Regions from separate parts of the Homo sapiens genome. Here region 2 is linked to region 1. A link is an interaction called in ENCODE POLR2A ChIA-PET data of the cell type or tissue named here. Cell type or tissue: Panc1. All regions are shown on one strand. Links, peaks and the distances in the headings refer to the core of each region. The heading gives the core; the rest is flanking DNA.

Region 1 (2,812 bases), core at 191-2,690:
AATACTGGGCCAGTTAAACATTTGAAAATCAATTAATGTAATCCACCACATCAATAGGATAAAGCAGGGGAAAAAATCACATGATCCTATTAATAAATGTAGAAAAACTTAAAAAGATGCAGAAAAAATTGACAAAATTCAATACCAATTCATAATTTTTTAAATCTCAGCAAACTAGAAATAGAGGGTAACTTTCTCAACTTGATAAAGAACATCTACATCTACAAAACACCTACAGTTAACATCATTCTTTTTTTTTTCTTTTTTTTTTTTTGAGATGGAGTCTCACTCTCTTGCCCAGACTGGAGTGCAGTGGCACAATCTTGGCTCACTGCAACCTCTGCATCCTGAGTTCAAGTGATTCTCCTGCCTCAGCCTCCCAAGTAGCTGGGATTACAGGCACCCAGCACCATGCCTGGCTAATTTTTTTTTTTTTTTTGTAATTTTAGTAGAGATGGGGTTTCACCATGTTGGCCACGCTGCTCTCAAACTCCTGACCTCAGGTGATCCACCCACCTTGGCCTCCCAAAGTGCTGGGATTACAGGCATGAGCCACTGTGCCCATCCAACATCATTCTTAATGGTGAAAACCTCAAAGCTTTCCCACTGACATCAGGAAAAAGGCAAAAATGTTCTCTCTCACCAGTGCTTTTCAGCATCATACTGGAAGTCCTAGCTAATGCAATAAGAAAAGAAAATGAAATAACTCTTTATAGATTGTAAAGGAAGAAATAAAAGTGTCTTTGCTCACAGATGACATAATTATGTATATAGAAAATCCAAAAGTATTGACAAAAACACTCCTGAAACTAATAAGCAATTATAGAGAGTTTACAGAATACAAGGTTAATATATAAAAGTCAATCATTTTCCTATATACCAGCAATAAACAAGCAGAATTTGAAATTAAAAGTACATTACTATTTACATTAGAACCCCCCAAAATGAAATATTTAAGTATAAATTTAACAAAATATATGCAAGATCCGTATGAGGAAAACTACAAAACTCTGATGAAAGATATTAAAGAAGAACTAAATAAATGAAGAGCTATTTACATGTTAACAAGTAGAAAGACTCAATATTGCAAAGATATTAGTTCTTCCCAACTTAATCTATAGATTCAATGAAATCTCAATCAAAATCCCAGTCAGTTATTTTGTGGATATCAACAAACTGATTCTAAGTTTTGTATGGAGAAGCAAAGAGCCCAGGATAGCCAACACAATATAAAAGAAGAACAAAGCTGGAGGACTGACACCTCTGACTTTAAGACTTACAATAAAGCTGCAGTAATCAACACAGTGTAGTACTAGTGAAAGAATAGACATGTAAAACAATAAAATAGAGCCCAGAAACAGACCCATATAAATACAGTCAACAGATCCTTGACAAAGATACAAAGGCAATATGGTGGAGCAAAGAGTTTTTTCAAAAAATTTTGCTGAAAAAACTGGACACCTACATGCTAAAAGATGAATATAGACACAAACCTCACACTCCTAATAAAAATTAACTCAAGGTGGGTAATAGACCCACAAAGCTGAAAAGACTCCTAAAAGTTAACATAGGATAAAAACCTACATCACCCTGGTACAGCAATAACTTTCTAGACACAACACCAAAGACATGATCCATGAAAGAAATAATCAATAAGGGGACTTTATTAAAACTTAAAAGCTCTGCTCAGAAAAAAAAATTAAAAAGTGAGAAAACAAGTCACAGACTAGAAGAAAACAATTGCAAAAGAAACCCCACATCTTATAAAGAACTGTTATCCAAAATACACAAAAATACTCTTAAAACTCAACAAGAAACAACTCAATTAAAAAATGAGAAAAATACCTGAACAGCCTTACCAAAGAGGATAAACAGATGACAAGTAAGCCTATGAAAAAGATGTTCAACATCATATTACATTAGGAAATTGCAACTTCAAACAACAATGAAATGCCACTACACACCTATTAGAATGGCTAAGATCCACAAAACTGACAATACCAAATTTGGTGAGGATGTGGAGCAACAGGAACTCTCATTCATGGCTGGAGGGAATGCAAAATGGTATAGCCACTTTGGAAGACAGTTTGCAAGTTTCTAACAAAACTAAATATATTATTACCATATGATTCAGTAATTGTCCTCCTTTGTATTTACCCAAATAGATTAAAATTTTATGTCTACATTCCTGAGTTACTTCATTTAGAATAACAGTCTCCAGTTCCATCCAGGTTGCTGCAAATGACATTAATTTGTTCCTTTTAATGGCTGAACAGTATTCCATCATATATATTTATACCACAATTTCTTTATCCACTCGATTGATGGGCATTTAGGCTGGTTCCATATTTTCACCGTTGCAAATCGTGCTGCTATAAACATGTGTGTTCAAGTGTCTGTGGGACAATTGATTACAATATACCACTCTGGTGTGGAATGCTGATAGTAGGGGAGGTTGCACACGGTGGGGATGAGGTTATATGGGAACTCTCTGTACTTGCTGCCTAATTTTGCTGAGTACTTAAAACTGCTCAAAATAATAAAGTGTATTAATTTAAATAATACCTGTAAAGTATGTGGTACATAAAAATCATTCAATAAGTAAAAGTTGTGATCTCACCAGCTTCATTTCTCAACAATATCTTCAACCTACTCCAATACTAAGCCTCAGTCAAACCCAATGACTTTTACTTCTTCACATGCCCCCCTCACCTTTATAATCCCATTCCCATCAGCTCCAAATACCCTTCTCTTTATTTTTTTGGTCAACTCCTACCTATCCTTCAAAATTTCTTTCAGACCTCATTAATGG
Region 2 (2,812 bases), core at 29-2,528, 170 kb before region 1:
ATGTCATCTTCAAAAGGGGGGGACAGCATTGTCCTTCTAAATTATTTCCCCTTTTATATTATATCTCTTCTATATTATTTTACCCACGATTGGTACTACCTTAAGGTGGTCAGGAGAATGGAAACTGCATTTCATCATTACAAAGTTAAAAAAAAAAACAGCAACTGACACAGGGTTAACAACCAAGTCCACATTCCCAAACCCTTGTTCAGCTCTCTAGGTCATGTTGCCTTTCTGGGTTATATCTCCACATTTCTTGGAATTTGTAACCGACGTTTAAATTAACTTTTAAGCACTCTGCACTTTGAGGTAAAGTTGGTTGGTCGTAAGCAAAAATAACTTCAAAGTCTGAAGTCCTCACTCCCTTTTGGTCCCTAAGCACCCAAAAGATGTTCTGTCATCCCCCAAACTCTGGAATGTCTTCCCAGGAAGTGAGTTAAAATCACATTTCTCCTTATTCCCATTTTTATTGTAATTATTGATTAACAATAAATTGGTTTCTTGCTTCTCACATTTTTGCCTTTCTGCCTTGCAAATGAGTTTTATCATGCAGGAGACCAATTATAAAACAATGTAAAATATAACAACTGTTCATAATATGACTGCTTGGAATTAAAAAACAATTTTTATTTGAGGATGGGCCAAATTCGTCAGACAAAAAAGTCAAAATGTGGCTCCTAAGACATTTCTCCAGGCTTATTATGACAGTGGAACTAATCAATAAACCCTTCTATATTATTTTATTCCCAGTTTCAAAACCAGCTATGAAATAAACTTAGTTGACTTAGATTATTCAGCAGTTGTTCTTATCTAGCTATGAAGCAGTGTTTGCAATACATTTACAATAGAACTTCACAAAATGGATAAACAATTACCAAAGTCTAGAAAAATGATTCCTAAGTGCACAAACACATTAAAAATCTTCTGTTTAGGCCAGGTTGCTATATAATTCTGAATAGAGTGTGACCTTGCTTCCCTCAGAGGCTCTTTGGAATTTGGCTCTGATTTCAGCCTTTCCTCTGCCAAGCATATAGAATGAATTAGGTGAAGCTCTGTTACAAATGCACCCCACCCACAATGGTTTCCAATAGAGAGCTAAATGTTTTAAAACCACAGTTCAACTTAAATGTAAAAATGGTTCTGCTTTCAAAATTGAGTTTCACTTCCCTTTGTCTTGTGCTCACCCCTTTTTCTCTGCATTCCAATTCTACTCCCCAGTGAGAGAATAAAATTGGAACAAATGTAAACAGGAAACCTAAAGTAAACAGTCTAAATGCATATTTCTAGTCTTTAATTTCAGGTATTCACACACTGAAGGGGCCTCTTTCAATCTCACTGCCGATGCAAATAAAGGAGGCATTAGGAGCTTCCCTCAATTCCATCTTAGCTTTAGTACCCAGAGTCCGTCAAAGACCACTGAGGCAAAGAGCAAAACCTACTTATCTTCAGGACCCAGCATGAACACTGAGTGAGAGGAGCTGCCCCTATGTGTTGACTAAGTTTCCAGCCTCCCTTTTTTTTTCCAAATCACTTTACTTCTATTCCAGATGTTCGATGCTCTCTTAGTGTTCCAATTCTCAGCTGTTACAAAGACAGCATCTCATGAATTAATTTATTATATGGTATAGGGTGTGCAAAAGAAAGAACATGGGCTTGCTGGCAGACCAACTAGGGGATCAAATCTCAGCTACACAGTTCATTCCCTTAAGAGGGTGACAGGAAAGCGATGAACTTCTCTAATATTTGGATTCTACATTTGTAAAACCCCAAACCCAAGTCTGCAATGAGAATGCACATATCAAGTCCATGGGTCAGATTCCGTACTTAATAAACTCTAAGATGATTTTTCCTCCTTTCCCATTCCTGGGCTTACACATCCCAGAAGTATTTGTCTTTTAAAGTAGACAATATGAAGAGAGCAACATTCAACAGAAACAATGAATTTCTTAAAAAGGCAAGTTAGGCCCTGAGCACCTAGCCTGGGGACATATTCTGGGATATTACCATACCCTCCAGATTGTGCTGCTCATTACTGTGTTGAGGGTCATTGTTTAGAAGGGAGGATAAAATTTCTCAATTTCTAAAAAAAATTAATTTCAAATTCCTACTTTTCAATCACCAACTCCCAACTGCAGAAAAACTGCTGTGTCTCTGCAGATGGGTTTTATTTTATGTAGTGGGTATGTCTTACAAGAACTGTGCAATTTAAATGGTGGTCAATGTAATGATATTTTCCATGTTTATTTTGTGATAATTTTCTTTGCTTGTTTAACAGTTCAGGTTGTCTGATGCTATATTCAGACTACATATCTAAATTCTCCATCAGTGTGTCTGGGATTGTTTGAGTTCTTAGTAGGTTTTAACATCATTTAATGAGAAGATTTAGAAAACATTGCAACAATAAACCTAATGAACTTCACAACTTGTGAGGTGAGCAGGATAGGGATCCTCACGCTACTTTGCAGAAATAAAATTGAGATAAAGCAACTAATCCAAGGTCAAGCTATTACTTGAGTGTAACTGAGCCAAGAACATAGATTTTGCTATTATTGTTATGATTGCTGTTGTTTTGAGTACTAGAATATTAATTTCTATTACACTGCTGATTCTCTAGAAAAAAAAAAAAACTTTGAAGCCAGGTGTATTGGCTCATGCCTGTAATCCCAGCACTTTGGGAGGCTAAGGCAGAAGGAACACTTGAGCCCAGGAGTTCAAAATCAGCCTGGTGAAACCCTGTTTCTACAAAAAAAAAAAAAAAAAAAAAAAAAAAAAATTAGCTGGGCATGGTGGTGCAACCCTGTAGTCCTAGCTA

Evidence for each region. Peaks named below come from ENCODE experiments on the same cell type or tissue, not always from the same donor. Only the 100,000 strongest peaks of a DNase experiment are listed, where the experiment ranks them.
Region 2: POLR2A ChIA-PET joins it to region 1 with 10 read pairs; 2 of 35 experiments call an interaction of 5 or more read pairs at or near these places.

Annotation. Positions count from the first base shown.
Region 1 is chr1:172,013,649-172,016,460 of GRCh38, reverse strand. The region is part of intron 4 of DNM3 (dynamin 3); the gene reads right to left. Among named protein-coding and RNA genes, the nearest start is that of MIR3120, 120 kb to the left of the region's middle. In Panc1, for the core only: no CTCF peak of the experiment used is centred there; no DNase peak of the experiment used is centred there.
Region 2 is chr1:172,183,729-172,186,540 of GRCh38, reverse strand. The region is part of intron 14 of DNM3 (dynamin 3); the gene reads right to left. Among named protein-coding and RNA genes, the nearest start is that of DNM3OS, 40 kb to the right of the region's middle. In Panc1, for the core only: no CTCF peak of the experiment used is centred there; no DNase peak of the experiment used is centred there; H3K27ac peaks cover 2,500 bases.